3 separate regions of the Homo sapiens genome follow, and regions 2 and 3 are each linked to region 1. Evidence: chromatin contacts called from ENCODE Hi-C or POLR2A ChIA-PET data. All regions are on one chromosome and are shown on one strand. Each heading gives the region's core, a stretch centred on a gene start or an enhancer-like site at or near the end of the contact. The rest is flanking DNA. Distances are from core to core; before and after follow the strand shown. Region 1 overlaps MED13L (mediator complex subunit 13L). Region 2 holds the start of LINC00173 (long intergenic non-protein coding RNA 173). Region 3 has its middle 7.0 kb from the start of MIR4472-2.

Evidence for each region. Hi-C counts contacts between places; a loop is a spot of excess contacts on that map. ChIA-PET counts read pairs that join two places held with the same protein, here RNA polymerase II (POLR2A). Pooled maps may share reads with other maps.
Region 2: a map of A673 shows a loop between it and region 1 (2.6-fold over the local background). The contact joins the promoter of LINC00173 here to the enhancer-like site in region 1. A Hi-C loop is called at or near these places in 5 of 168 maps with a recorded cell type or tissue (A673, PC-3, ascending aorta and 2 more), 10 of 37 single-sample maps with no recorded cell type and 13 of 50 pooled maps. POLR2A ChIA-PET finds 5 or more read pairs at or near these places in 7 of 52 experiments (GM10248, HEK293, Panc1 and 4 more).
Region 3: a loop to region 1 is called in a map of chondrocyte, with 3 times the contacts of the local background. The contact joins two enhancer-like sites. A Hi-C loop is called at or near these places in 5 of 168 maps with a recorded cell type or tissue (IMR-90, aorta, ascending aorta and 2 more) and 6 of 50 pooled maps.

What each region holds. Positions count from the first base shown.
Region 1 is chr12:116,140,409-116,145,542 of GRCh38, forward strand. The region is part of intron 2 of MED13L (mediator complex subunit 13L); the gene reads right to left. Among named protein-coding and RNA genes, the nearest start is that of MIR620, 5.7 kb to the right of the region's middle. RefSeq lists an enhancer at 2,006-2,150 and a cis regulatory region at 2,078. Within about 2 kb of position 3,148, at least 6 of the 41 ENCODE cell types and tissues checked have a DNase peak (open chromatin) inside an H3K27ac peak, as active enhancers do; they include A673, PC-3, endothelial cell of umbilical vein and 1 more, where a contact is called at or near this core.
Region 2 is chr12:116,530,556-116,535,689 of GRCh38, forward strand. It overlaps LINC00173 (long intergenic non-protein coding RNA 173), which reads left to right and starts at 2,880. Exons shown (of 3, transcript NR_027346.1): 1 at 2,880-3,061. RefSeq lists silencers at 2,691-2,892, 2,797-2,846 and an enhancer at 4,255-4,789.
Region 3 is chr12:116,432,758-116,437,891 of GRCh38, forward strand. No RefSeq gene overlaps it. Among named protein-coding and RNA genes, the nearest start is that of MIR4472-2, 7.0 kb to the left of the region's middle. Within about 2 kb of position 2,079, at least 23 of the 41 ENCODE cell types and tissues checked have a DNase peak (open chromatin) inside an H3K27ac peak, as active enhancers do; they include mammary epithelial cell, where a contact is called at or near this core.

The sequences.
Region 1 (5,134 bases), core at 1,898-4,397:
TACTGTTTGTTCTAGCAGTATTTTTAGAGCTCTAGTTACACAGTGACAAATGAGGATGTTTTACAGATATGTACATATATGTGTACCCACACACATATATAGATACAAACAAAAATTATTTCATCTCTCATGAAATGTTGCTATCTCTAAGGTTTTTAAACAGAGCAGCTACCGGGAAAGGAACATGTTAGAGGAAGCAAATCATCACATCCAAGTCTAACTACAAAAAGGACCCAGAAAAGTACGTAATTACAAAAACTGGTTTGAAAACAAAACTTTCAACAACAATCAGTCATCCCTAAAGTTAAATCTCTCTGGAGCAGAAACTGATTCAGCATCGACTTACAAATTATCGCATTACTAACATCAGGTCTTGCAACAACTGAATTTATCTTAGGGAGGCTTCTAACTAAAGTCCATCCTACTCTGTAGGAAAAGTGGCTGAAATGATAGTCATCACATTTAATCTAATTAATTTCTAAATACTCATCTGCTTTGTTAGACTATAAATTCCTTGTCCAAAGGGGCAGCTATGTCTGTTGTGCTGTTTGTTTCCTTCAACTGGTAATTATTTCATTATTTGTTTAAATGTGTGGATTTTTTAAAATCTGTCTCTAATCGTGAGAGCAAAGAGACACACAGGGCTAAGCACAACAAATAAATATGTGTTGAACTGAATTCAACACAGAGATCAAGATGCCAATAAAATTAACCTTCAAACCACAACCTTATGACAAGGCAATTCAGTTATCATATTAAATATCCATACTAGGTACCTAATATGAAGGCAATTAAATAAGCCACAATTAATCTGTTAACATTCTGTATTCAAACCAATATTAAAGCTATGCATAACTAGTTATTGTAATTATATAAATGAAGGGCTATAAACATTAGGTGGCAGCAGCAGTACACTGTATTATAATCCTGAAGTTGATTTTTTTCATATATAGAAATCTGACCCAGAAATAGGGTTACACAGATAGCTTCATATATAAAATATACAAAACGAACTGAAAACACAGTAACAAAATATGCAAATACAATTATTCCTTTGTATCCAGATTTTTAAAATTATTATTTCTATAAATAAAATAATTGAGCAGTGCCAAAGTGTTGGCAGTTTTCTATAAATGTATTGAAATTTTTGCTTTATCCTAACTCTCTTGACAGTCTACATCCAGGTAGCCAGCTCTACCTTCAGAATGATATCTAGAACGTGAGCACTTCTCACCACCCTCACCACAGGGACTCTGGTGGAAGCCGTCCCCATCATCAACCTGGATCATGACAATAGCCTCCCGTGGGACCTCTGCTTCTGTGCTGGCTCTCCCCAACCCAGTGTCTTCTCCATGTGGTAGCTAGAGGAATCCCTTAAAATGGTTAAGTTAGCTCACTCATGAGCTAACTGGGTCTGCTCAGAACCCTTCAATGGCTTCTCAACTCTGAGAAAGGTTCCACTCTGGTCTTTAGCATCCTTCATAAATTGTCCCCCACACCCTACCCCAGCTTCACGCCCACTGCTCTTCCCCTTGCCCACACCACTTGAGCCATACTGGTCCTTCATCAGACCAATTATACTCTACCCGATGACCTTTGTATTTACTGTTCTCTCTCCCTGAAATGCTCTTCTGACAGATATCCATCCCCACACCTCTTTTAGGTCTCACCTCATATGCCACCCAATCAGACTTTCTCTGACTACCCTACTTAAAATAGCAACCATCCTCCTTCACTGCTTCATTTTTCTCCATGTCACTAATCAGCATCTGGTATATTTTATGTGTTTACTTCTTTACTATCTTCTCTACCAGAGCTAAAAATCCACAGGAACCAAGATTTTAGTCTGTTTTCTTCACTACTTTATTCTCAAAGCTTCAAACAGTGCCTGGTAAATAGTAGCACTCAAATACTTGTGAACAACTAATTTCTCTTATCAAGTAAGCATATAGCAATAGTCCTATAGCTGTTCCCTATCCAAGACAAAAGACATTAAAAGCCAGACTCAGTGGCTCACACCTGTAATCCTAGCATTCTGGGAGGCCGAAGCAGGTGGCTCACCTGAGGGCAGGAGTTCGAGACCAGCCTGGCCAACATAGTGAAACCCCATCTCTACTAAAAATACAAAAATTAGCCAGGCATAGTGGTGCACACCTGTAATCCCAGCTACTCAGGAGGCTGAGGCAGGAGAATCGCTTGAACCGGGGTGGCAGAGGTTGCAGCAGGCCGATATTGCGCCACAGCACTCCAGCCTGGACGACAAGAGTGAGGCCCAGTCTCCAAAAAATAAAAGTAAAAAAAAAAGTTCACTTTATTTACTACTAAGTTCAAGTATGCACAATTGATGTATGTGTGCATAAAAATAAAGTGACACTTTTACATTACACACAATTTAAAAGCAATGTTAAGTCAAATTTATTAAATTGACCATTATAATATGATGGAATTATACGTTTAAAATTTAAAACTATTCTTACAGTGTAGTTAATTATTAGAACTCCAAGCAACCAAGCTCTTGCTTATATTCAAATCAAACAGGTGAACTCAAAACTGACTTTTGTTTTATCTTATCTACTGACAAGTTTCGTGGGCTCAGGGTCTGCTGGCTTCAGAAAGAATTACAGGTTTGCTCTCGGCCAAATGACTCTATAATCGATGTTGACTGCTTAATTCTGAACTACATCAGTAGCTAACCACTGATGATGAAATGCCCAGATTTGGTTTATTTTCTTTACTGTTTACATACTGTAGAATAAACATTTGGGCAAGAAATACAGATACTAAAGGACCTCAAGAAATTTTCAAAATATAGTACACCTGCCAGGCACAGTGGCTCAGGCCTGTAATCCCAGCACTCAGGGAGGCCGAGGCAGGGCAGGGGTGAATCATTTGAGCCCAGGGGACACAGCAACACCTTGTCTCAAAAAAAAAAAAAAAAGAGGGAAAGTGAGAAAAAGAAAGAATGAATGAATGATTACCAGAGCCACAGAAATTTAGCATGCTCCTGCTTCTTGAAAGTCTACTTAGATCCCAATTCATAATGGGTGTGTCCTGAAGTTTCAATTGTAAGTCAACGATTTGGAATCCAGAAAGTTGTTGTGCTACAGGAACAACATTAAGTACATTAGCTAGGTTCCCGGCTTGTCCACAGCAGCTGATATCACATTAATTTATACTTCCTCTCAGAGCTGACTCATTTCCGTTATTCTCTGGGACTCCCTTCTAAAATGTTTCCATCAAATTTTTCATTAAATGACTTTTGTGGCCTAACCGATATAAACAATGATCCTACTTGCTACATGTCACTATGAAAACAAACTGCAGCGCAAAGCAAGAAAGGAAGAATAATTGAGATTACTTATATCTCTAGAGAAGGATGGACCTCACTAGGTTGTTCATATTCATAGACAGGATATTAAAGTTACAGATCCTAAACCATGAAAAATGAATATACAAAAACTATTTCCAAGAAGAAAATCACAGCAACTTGTACCTTAAAGGTTATGGATTGGCTAAAAGAGACCACACACTGGTTCACCTCCTTTAAATCCCCAATTATTTCACCAATACTACAGAACTTAATAGAAGCCAGGTGATTACCCAGAGCCACAGAACAGGCACACAGGCAGTTTCTCTTTGCTTGGCCTTTCCTTTGCCCCTGTGTTCCATACACAGCACACAAGAAAGGATTCTGACTGAGCTGAGAAATTCCTGCTATTTCACTGCCCCAACAGCTTAACTCACAGCCCTGAAATACTCACACCATTAACTCATGTGATTCCATTTAAAAGAATGTTTCACAAAAACCTTTCCTCATTACTAAATGAAACTCAGCCATCACCGATAAAGTCCACATCCTAATTTTGGATGAGAAGTAAGGGTGGTGCCCAACTACTCCTCAAATTTCCCCCATCTCTTGTCCTTCACTGTCCCAAAGGGCCCAGCTCCCAACAGTTCGACCCTGATAGTGAACTGAGATCCCATTTCTGAAATTCTGGGTGATTCCAAAACTGAGTTTGGTCTGAGAATCTTTGTCCCAAATCTATTTCCTCACAAAAAAATTCCCTAAAGAAAAAGCTTACCCCAAAACATAAAATCTTGGCTCAAAGCATGCTCAATATAAGTTCTGCATGTTTGTGGTTAATCAATGTGGCTAATACAACTAATAGCTGACCTACTGTAGTTTTTACTATGAATTCAGAGTACATTTTCTGAAACTCCAACTACTTTATGCAAACATTTTTAAAGATTAACTGAGATAACACGTAAAGGTGCTTAAAATAGTGTCTCTGGCAGAGAATATGTTCCATAAAAGTGAGTGGGTTTTGTTTTCCCAAAAGGTAAGTCATCTGGGCACTGAATCTGATATGCAATTAGCAACATGAAATAACCTCTCTCTGGCTGCTGTACATTACCGTATCTAAGGAATTTAACTTATCTGCTATCTAATAATCAAAATTTATGCTACAACACCGCTTCAAGTTGCACTTCACTGCATCACTTGTACTGTTTCTGTCCCATGGTTGCTCCACTTAATTCATCCCATACCACTTATAAGGTAATTACGTGTATCTGTGCATCTCACAAAATACGCACATACTCTGTTGTCAGTACACTGACTTCACATTATGATCCTATTTTCTTCATATGGCCATTTAAATAAAACTGGCTTATCCAACATCACCTTCTTCAGAACAACAAATTAATATCTGCCTCATACCAAACAGGGTAGCGAAACTTCCACCTACCATCTATTGTTTGATAAGGCAATGCCAATGTCAACCAAACCAATAATAATCCTAAATGGCAGATGGAAATCCTTAACAAGGAATCCTGATACTCAATCTCTATGCACATCACTACATATCCTTAAGAAAAGGACTCCATGGTGTGCATACAAAGATTTCCTCATCACAGGCTGAAAAGCAACCTAGAACAGGTATTCTGGAACCGAGCCCAGGGGAGGCGGATGCTTGGCCTAGCTCATCTAAAAAGTACCTTCCAGTACTAAAATTCTAGGCTTTCCTGCTTCTATACAGTTGTTAAAATAAATGGCATACAGTTCCTCAGCAGTTGCTTCAAGCGCTTTTTTTTCTTTTCTCTTTGAGACAAGGTCTCACTCTGTCATTCAGGC
Region 2 (5,134 bases), core at 1,630-4,129, 390 kb after region 1:
TAAGATGGATCTAGTCTATGGCCATATGGACCCTGAACTCACCCCATCTCATCTAAAAGATGGAGCTAGGCACACCCACTGGGATGGCAAACATTATTATTGTTACTATTATTTTGAGACAGAGTGTTGCTCTGTTGCCCAGGCTGGAGTGCAGTGGCACAATCTCGGCTCACTGCAATCTCCATCTCCCAGGGTCAAGCAAATTCTCCTGCCTCAGCCTCCCAAGTAGCTGGGACTACAGGCACACGCTACCACGCCCAGCTAATTTTTGTATTTTTAGTAAAGACGGGGCTTCACCATATTGGTCAAGCTGGTCTCGAACTCCTGACCTCAGGCAATCCACCCCGCTTGGCCTCCCAGAGTGCTGGGATTACAGGCGTGAGCCACTGTGCCCGGCGCAAACTTTTTTTTTTAACAGAAAATAACAAGTGTTGGTTGGCAAGGATGTAAAAAATTGGAGCCCTGGTGCACTGCTGGTGAAAATGTAAAATGGGCAGTCACTGAGGAAAATAGTGTGGCGGTTCTTTGACAAGCTAAACACAGAGTTACTGCAGAACCTAGCAGTTCCATTCCTAAGTATGTACCCCAAACAATTGAAAACAAAGGTTCAGGCCAGGCGCGGTGGCTCACACCTGTAATCCCAGCACTTTGGGAGGCCAAGGCAGGGGAATCAGGAGTTGAGGTCCTGACTGAGGTCAGGAGTTCGAGACCAGCCTGGCCAACGTGACAAAACCCCTTCTCTACCGAAAATACAAAAATTAGCCAGGCGTGATGGCGCACTCCTGTAATCCCAGCTACTCGGGGGGCTGAGGCAGGAGAATCGCTTGAACCCGGGAGGCAGAGGTTGCAGTGAGCCGAGATTGCGCCACTGAATTCCAGCCTGGGGAACAGAGGGAGACTCTGTCTCCAAAACATAAATAGATAGATAGATAAATAAACAAATAAATAAATGCAAATATTCAAATGAAAACTTACCCACAATTGTTCATAGAGCACTATTCACAATAGCCAAAAGGTGGAAACAACCCAAATGACCCCTAGCCAGTGAATGGATCAACAAAATGTGGTCCATCCAGGCAATGGAACAGCACTGAGCCATAAGAAGAAAGGAAGCACTGGCATGCGCTACAGCATGGATGAGCCTTGAACACATGATGCTGAGTGGGAGAAGCAGACACAAAGATTATATATCGTAGGATTCCACTTACATGAAATATCCAGAACAGGCAATCCATAGAGACAGAGAGCAGATTGGCAGCTGCCAGGGGCCAACGGGAGGGAAGAATGGGAAGTGACTGCTAATGGGTACCGAGATTCTGTTTGGGGTGATGGAAAACTTCTGGACCTGGCCAGGCATGGTGGCTCACCCCTGTAATCCCAGCAGTCTGGGAGGCCAAGGTGGGTGGATCACCTGAGGTCAGGAGTTCAAGACCAGCTTGGCCAACATGGTGAAACCCTGTCTCTACTAAAAATACAAAAATTAGCCAGGCGTGGTGGCAGGCACCTGTAATCCCAGCTACTCGGGAGGCTGAGGCAGGAGAATCACTTGAACCTGGGAGACAGAGGTTACAGTGAGCCAAGATCATGCCACTGCACTCCATCCTGGATGACAGAATGAGACTCTGCCTCCAAAAAACAAAACAAAACAAACAAATAAAAAAAAAAAAAAGATGGTGGCAGCTCACACCTGTAATCCCAGCAACTGGGGAAGCTAAGGCAAGAGGTGTGGCAGCTCACACCTGTAATCCCCAGCAACTGGGGAAGCTTGAGGCCAGGAGTTCAAGACTAGTCTGGGCAACATGATGAGATTTGATCTCTACAGAAATAAAAATAAAAATTAGCTGGGCATGGGGGCAAGCACCTGTGGTCCCAGCTACTCAAGAAGCTGAGGCAGGAGGATTGCTTGTGTCCAGGAATTCAAGGCTGCAGTGAGCTACGATCACACTGCTGCACTCCAGCCTGGGCAACAGAGGGAGACCATGTCTTTAAAAAAAAAAAAAAAAAAAAAAAAAAGATGGCGCTAGAGAGACAGTTGATACAGGGTATGGATGGTGACCATCATTGATCATCATGGCTGCTGGTGGGTAGTGGATGGGAGTGAGAACAGCATTAAGAGGAAGGCCAGTGATGAGGCGGGGACAGTGGTCCAGGAGGAAGATGCAGGTGGCCTGGACCAGGGGGCACACAGTGAGCCACGTGTGTCAGGCAAAACCAAGAGGGCTTAGTGAGGATCTGGATGCACAATCATTCAATATAGACTCAACTCTGCCCCTCCTATTCAGCACCTGTATGCACTTATGGATGGGAGGAGAGTGTTGGAGGGAGAAAGTATATGTTCTCATAGGGATGCTGAAGAACAGGTCAGAAGACCCCTGGCTTCAAATTTTGACTTTTTCATTGCCAGATCCCGAGAGAGTAACTTCGTTTCTTTGTGCCTGTGTTCCTTCCCCTGTAAAATCAAGGCCCCAACATGCACTTCATAGGTCGTTGTGAGACGGGGACAACAGCACCTGCCCTGGCTACCTCCTAGGGCTCTTGGGAGACCCAAATGAGTTGTTAATCCTTCAAGGACAACACAGATCACGTTGCTGGGCTGATGTCATTGCTTTTGGAAAGCAGGTCCCTTGAACAGATTCTCCCAAAGCAGTGACTTTAGGAACATCTCGAAGGCGACAGATTCCAGTTGTTAAGGCTACGATGAAATAGCAGAAGACTCTGGGAAGCAGCGTGCAACGAGTGGCAAAGGAGCCCCTAACGCTCTTTCTTCTGTGCTCGCCCCGCCCCCTCCGGCGTGGGCCCCGCCCCGACTAAGCCCCAGCCAGGCCCCGCCCCCGATGTTAGCGCAAGCCACGCCTCCTCAGCTCCCAGCCTTCTGGGTCCGAGGCTCCCACCTGCTCTAAGCGCTTGGTACCAGGGAGGGAATGGGAGGACGCTTGCGGGATAGGGAGGCGGGGGCTGGAAATTGGCAGGGTGAGAGCTGGGGAAACTAGTCTGGGACGCAGCCCTCCTTGTCCCCCTTCTTCATTCACCCCCTTGTTGAGGCCCTTGGCTTTTGCATAATGTAAGTACTTATTTAATGCGTGTGCTGGCTCGAGAGCTCTGCATTTGTCTTTCTGTCCTTCATATGCCAGTGTACCTCCGCCTTCTGTCTGTCTAGGTGGGAGCTCCTGGAGAGGAGGGTGCTTCCCAGCAGTTGCTGTTCGACCCCCAGCCCCGGGCCAAGGGCACAGAGAGAGAGACAGAGAGGCTGGGGCTGCAGTGGGGGTGGGGAGGTGGGAGCTGGGGCGGGGCGGAGGGAGCGAGGGGGAGGAATGAGAGCACCATATGACAGGCTTGTGGAACCACATCTGATGCCAACTTGGATGCTGTCCTTTTTCTCCAATAAAAGGAACTTTTCACTTGTTTTTCAGACACCCTTTAAAAAAATGTATTTAAAGAGGCTGGTTCCTATCCATCCGACTGGAGGCATCTCAGTGCAAGAGCAAAGCTAAGTCCTGCACACGCTCCTCCCCTCCTCCTCCTCCTTCTCCCCCCAGGTTTTCCCGAATGTATCTACTCCGGTTACAACTAGACGCGGCCCCTCCCCCACCTGCCTCCCCCCTTCCTTCCCTCGATCGTGGAGGGAGCGTTCTCTGTGCCTTCCCAAGTCCCCGTGGGGGACCTTCTATGTTGGAGTGGGGGGAGGGGGGGAGGGTCATATAACGAAGGCCAGAAAGAACAAATTAGATAATCAAAAGAATTATAGTAATTGCTTTCACTTTCCCCCGCCCGCTCAGCGGATTCCCTCCCCCGCCCCTCCCCTGGTTTTTCTGTCTGTCGGGAATACTCGGTCTTTCCGACCCCCTCCCCTCCCCCAGGTTCCTCCTCTCCTCTCCCCTTGCTCGCGCGTTCCCTCTCTTCCTCCGTTTTCTGGTGTGCTGGAACGTTCAGCGGAATATGATGAATGATCACCTGTCACAGCTTGTTTATTATAATGCAGGCAATCAATTACACATCCCCAATGCTGGCCGGCCCGCAGGAAATTTATATGCTCAGCACAAACCAATGTGAAAATGGAATCTCATTTGCCAAATGTCTTTCTCCCCGTACAGCACGATGATTACAGTCTGTGTTTGTTTCAACAGTCGTGTACAACTGACAGTGCCATCATTTACTGCCTGGCTCAGGTCACGTTACTCTAAGGCTTTATTTATGGTGTTACGAAGGGCAGCACAGGAAAAGGACAAGGGTGTCTGTCAGGGATGGCACTGTGTTAAAAAGTGGGCGTGCAAGGGCCGCATTCCCGGGCAGCCGCTGCAACCTCAGCCCCTGGGCCCTTACCTCCGCAGCCTCTCCCAGCATCCAGCTACCCAGACTCCAAGGCCCCAGGCGAGAGCCAGCTCTCGGTACCTGGAGCTCCACAGGTCCCAGAATCGGGGTGGATCAGAGTTCAAATTCTGGTTCTGCTACTGTCTAATTGCGTGCTGCAGGGACTCAATCTCTTCATCTGGGAAATGGGAGTAATAACCCTTGGCAGGAATGTTGCGATCCTCTGGGATGTCAGAGGTGTTGATGAATGTTAGTTCCCGGGACTTCGGAAAGAGGTCCCGTTGGAAGAGATGTGAATTGGAATTCACACCCTATATTAAAATCTCCTCCAATCTTCACCTCTGAGACATGGCTGTCTCAAGACTGTTTTGTTTCCCTTCCTGGTGGAATTTTGCACTTTTATGTCCTGTGTAGCAGCAGGTAGTGTGGCTTTGAGAAAATAAAATGGCCACCTTGCTCCGCTGTTCTTTCTTTGTAAAAAAAAAAAAAAAAAAAAAAAAACGGCATAGCAATCTTGGCCTTTCTAGCTGTGTGACCCCAGGCCGGTCAATCCCTCCTCCTCTCCAAGCCTCGGATTCCTCCCCTGAGAAGTAAAGAAAATAACTCCTAAACTGCCTCCCGAGGCTTGCTGGCAGGATCCAAGGTGTCCAGAGATGTTAAAAAAAAAAAAAAAAAAAAAAAAAAGCCCAGTAAATGGGAAAGTGAGGCTGTCACTGCTGAGTGGCATCCTGTTTTCAGGAGTTCTGGTTGGTCCCCAGAGTTCTGCTACACAAAATGTTGACCCAAATTTGTACCCCCACAACACTTGGTGTCAAGTGGGAGCTCA
Region 3 (5,134 bases), core at 829-3,328, 290 kb after region 1:
GCTTCTGAGCTGGACTTAGGATATCATTAGAATTCAGGCTTCTCTGTTTTTTTTTGTTTGTTTGTTTTTTGTTTTTTGAGACGGAGTCTCGCTCTGTCGCCCAGGCTGGAGTGCAGTGGCGCGATCTCCGCTCACTGCAAGCTCCACCTCCCAGGCTCACGCCATTCTCCTGCCTCAGCCTCCGGAGTAGCTGGGATTACAGGCGCCCGCCACCACGCCTGGGAAATTTTTTGTGTTTTTAGTGGAGATGGGGTTTCTCCGTGTTAGCCAGGATGGTCTCGATCTCCTGACCTCGTGATCCACCCGCCTCAGCCTCCCAAAGTGCTGGGATTACAGGCGTGAGCCACTGCTCCCAGCCGCTTCTCTGTTTTTGTTTTGTTTTGTTTTGTGTTTAGCTTAAAAGAATACAGTCTCAACCTGGTGATCAAAGTTAGCATCCCCAGAATGAGGCAAATTGGCAGTATGTGCCAGCTGATAGGATGCACTGTGAATGAAAGTGCGTAACCTGAATCTAACCATGAAGAAACAGCTGATAAACCCAAATTGAGGGATGTTCAATAAAATCTCTGACGTGTGCTCTTGAAAAATGTCAGTGTTATGAAAGATATAAAAAGACACAGGAACTGCTTCAGACTAAAGAAAGCAAAAGAGAGGACAACGAAATGCCATATGACATCTGGAGCTTCCTTTGGTGACAAAGGACATCATCAGTACAAATGGGGAGACCTGGAGAAAGTTTTCAGATGAGACAATAACGCTGTGTCAGTGTTCATTCCCTACGTTTGATCATTGTATTGTGGTTTTGTAAGACAATGTTGCTTGTTTTTAGGAAATTCAGAGTGAAGTATTTCACAGAGGTGTGATGTCTGAGAAAACAAGCATTTTTCTCCTCTTTATAGCTGTATCTACAGAGACAGGGGTGGGGGGTGGGGGAAGGATACAGCAAAGTGGTAATGTGGTAACATTTGGGAAATCTGGGTGACAGGTACATGGGAATTCTTTGTATTGTTCTTGCAACTTTTTCCTAAGTCTGAAATTATATTTCAATAAAAAGTAAATTGGGTTGGGCACAGCGGCTTACACTTGTAATCCCAGTGCTTTGGGAGGCCAAAATGGGAGGATCGCTTAAGGCCAGGGGTTTGTGACTAGCCTGGGAAACATAGCGAGACCCCCATCTCTACTAAAAAGTAAAAAAAATTATCTGGCTGCGGTGGCGTGCGCCTATAGTCCCAGCTACTTGGGAGGCTGAGGTAGGAGGATGACTTGAGCTCAGGAATTCAAGGCTGCGGTGAGCAGAGATCACACCACTGGGTGCCAGCCTGGGCGACAGAGCAAGACCCTGTCTGAAAAATAAATAAATAAATGCATAAAGTAAGAAGTTAATTAAAAAAAAAAAGGAAAGCAAATCATCATGTGTGCATGGCTGCTCACTAAGAGGAAAGAACCAGCCGCCTGGGGCAGGACTATTCAGGCTCTTCCTGGAAGTCCCTGGCTCAGAGCAGACTCTTGCCCCTTTCCCCTGTCCCTCTGCCTCTGGTGGCACGCATGTGACAAGGAGCCACTGACCAGCCTGGCTGCCCGCAAGGCCTGGAGCCCGGCATCTGGAAAGGATCAGCTGCCACCGCTAAACTCACCCCTCCACCCACAGCTCATTCCCGGAGTCTCTGAAGGCGGGGCTGAGCTTTGGGGGTTTCGCAATAAGAATCCACACATATTCTTCTGAGGAGGCTGTCAGGAAAAAGCCTTCTCGGGACATCCCTGCAAGCACTTTGCCAAGCCCTCAGTGACACCTTTGCCTTCCTTGCTCATCTGAATTTTGGGGGTTCCTGTTCAGAGGCCACAGAGCACAGGATAACAGAGATGATGGGTGAGCAGATCTTCTGTCAGGACACTTCCTGGGTGGTTTAGCTATTTTGTCTGCCTGGGGCAGGGAGAGAGGAGAGGATCCCTACGGCCCTAGGGGCATCATGAAGTCTCTCCAAGCTTTTGTGCTGAAATGTACATTTTACCTCTCACTTCCATCCTTGCTGCACTTCTAATGCAGTGCAGGCAGCTTTCATGGGATTTGGGCCATGCAGGACTCGCAAGCTCAGCAATGCCAACCATGCACGTTTCTGGGCAGAGCTTCCGGAGGGGCGTGGGCTGGGCTGGAAAGAGCCAGGGGTTTGGAATCCAAGCGAGTCAGGAGGGCAGTCTCCGATTCACCACTTCCAGGCTGGGCAGCATTGGTCTAAAGGCTTCTCCTAGGGCGGAGCTTAATACCCCCATGTGTAAAATGGAAAAAAACAAACACACAAAAACAAATACCCCCATGTGTAAAATGGAAAAAAAAAACACACATGTGTAAAATGGAAAAAAATAAACATTCCTATCGCGAATGAAGCGATAGGAAAGTGCCCGGCATAAAGTAGATTTGTAAAAAGAAACAAAACCAATTCTGTTTTTTTTTTTTTTTTGGTTTTTTTTTTGAGACGGAGTATCGCTCTGTCACCCACACTGGAGTGCAGTAGCGCGATCTTGGCTCACTGCAAACTCCACCTCCCGGGTTCACGCCATTCTCCTGCCTCAGCCTCCCGAGTAGCTGGGACTACAGGTGCCTGCCAACACGCCCAGCTAATTTTTTTGTAGTTTTAGGAGAGACAGGGTTTCACTATGTTAGCCAGGATGGTCTCGATCTCCTGACCTCCTGATCCGCCCGCCTCGGCCTCCCAAAGTGCTGGGATTACAGGCGTGAGCCACTGTGCCCGGCCTAAAACAAAACCAATTCTGCAATTCCATCTGCATTTAGTGAACACTGACTCGGAGCCAGGGGTAGCACGAGGGCCCTCCCAGCTGTGGGAGGATTTAGGTTCAAATCCACGCCTCACCTCTGAATGACTAAGGTTAAATTACCCAATGTAACATATGCCTGGTTTCCCTACCTGGTAACAGGTATAATAATAGCATCCACTGGCCAGATGCAGTGGCTCACGCCCATAATCCCAGCACTTTGGGAGGCTGAGGCAGATGGATCACCTGAGATCAGGGGTTCGAGACTAGCCTGGCCAACATGGTGAAACCCCATCTCTACTATAAATACAAAATTAGCCAGGTGTGGTGGCACGCACCGGTAATCCCAGTTACTTGGGAGCCTGAGGCAGGACAATCGCTTAGAACCCGGGAAGCAGAGGTTGCAGTGAGCCAAGATTGCACTACTGCACTCCAGCCTGGGCAACAGAGTGAGACTCTGTCTTAATAATAATAATAATAATAATAATAATAATAATAATAAATAGCATCAACCTCTTAGACTCCTGTGGGGATCAGCTGAGTCCATACATGTAAATTCACTAACAGTGAATGCTTCTGTAGCAGACATTGCAGGCCAGACACGGGTCTACACTCTTTATTAGTATTGCTCCCATTTTACAGATGAGGAAACTGAGGCACAGAGAGACTGGGTAATTTAATAAGAGGCAGAGGTGGAATCTGACTCAGGAGTCTGGGTCCAGAGTCAGTGTTCCCAACCCCTGAGCTCTACAGCCACAGGCATACAGTAAGTGCTCAATTCATGTTAGCTGCTACTAATGCAGGGCGAGTTTCACAGGCATGAGATCAGTGCCCACACAGGGGCTGGCGCTTAGAAGGGTAATGCTCTCTCGAAGCTCTGCTGTCACCAACTTGAACTTCGTAATAATTTTTGCACAAGGGACTCTGCATTTTCATTTCGCCCCGGGCTGCACAAATTGTGCAGCTGTCCCTGCTGTGTATCTTACAGGAGCAATTGCCTGCTTCTCCCTCCTCCTCTCTCAACTCTGAACTCCTTGGGATGTAAGATTCAGCTAACTCATCTAGCTCTACATCCACCCCTAGCCCATGCCCGGCCTGCAGCAGGTGCTCACATTCTGGTTGGGAGCGACAGAGGTGAGCAGAGCCACAGCTGTTGTTCCTGCCCCCACAGCCCCCTAAACACCCCAAGAATAGCTTCTAGCCCAGGGAGCCTCGGGAACTGCCTGAGAACAAAACTTTCCCGAAGGTGCAGACTCTGGCCAGCGGCCATGGAACCAGGCCTTTCCAGGACGATTGGTGCAACCAGGGGAACTTGCAGCTCTCTGCAAAAGGGGAATCCTAGCCAGGCCCGAAAGACCCTAATCAATAGTTCATTAAGATGCCAGCTCAGAAAATGCAGGGAGACCCAGCATAACGTGTAATTCTGCCTGCGTGGGCTGGTGCTGGGCAGGGTTTTCGCAAGCTGGCAGGGCCCGCAGATAACACTGAGCCCAAAGTGCAGGCTGCAGTCCGAGCACAAGGCAAACACGACCCTCCCTAAGTGGCAGATGTGATTCAGTCCAAAGGTTCAAGTGCGGCAGTTACATTGGTTATGAGATTTTTTCCCCCTTTATACCAGGAGCTGGCAGTGTGGGGGAGGGGGAGAAACCAACACTTGTTGAGCACCTACTATGTGTCTGACTCTGAGCTGGACACACATTAGGAGAAAGGGGTTCAGGACCAGGCAAAAAGTGGGTTTGGGTATTTCTGGGGGTGGAGTTGGACATCATTCCTCTTTCCTGCCTCCCTGACGCGTCCTCCATTCATAATAACTGATTTTTTAAAAAACTGAAGCAAAATGCAATAGCAAAATAGACCGTTGTTGGCCAGGTGCGGTGGCTCACGCCTGTAATCCCAGCACTTTGGGAAACCAAGGTGGGCAGATCACCTGAGGTCAGGAGTTTGAGACCAGTCTAGCCAACATAGTGAAACCCCGTCTCTACTAAAAATGCAAAAATTAGCCAGGTGTGGTGACGCACGTCTATAGTCCCAACTACTCAGGAGGCTGAGGCAGGAGAGTCACTTGAACCCAGAAGGTAGAGGTTGCAGTGAGCTGAGATTGTGCCACTGCACTCCAGCCTGGGCAACAGAGCAAGACTCTGTCAAGAAAGAAGGAAGGAAGGAAGGAAGGGGAAGAAAAAAAGACAGAAAGGTACAACACAGTGGCATTTACTACATTCCCAGGATTCTGCAACCACCACCTCTATCAAGTTCCAAAATATTTCTGTCACTGCAGAAGGAAACCCTAAACCCGCTATCTTTCATTCACTCGTTCTGCTCCTATTCTCTCCCCTCCCTGCCCCTCTCCCTGTCGACCCTGGCAACC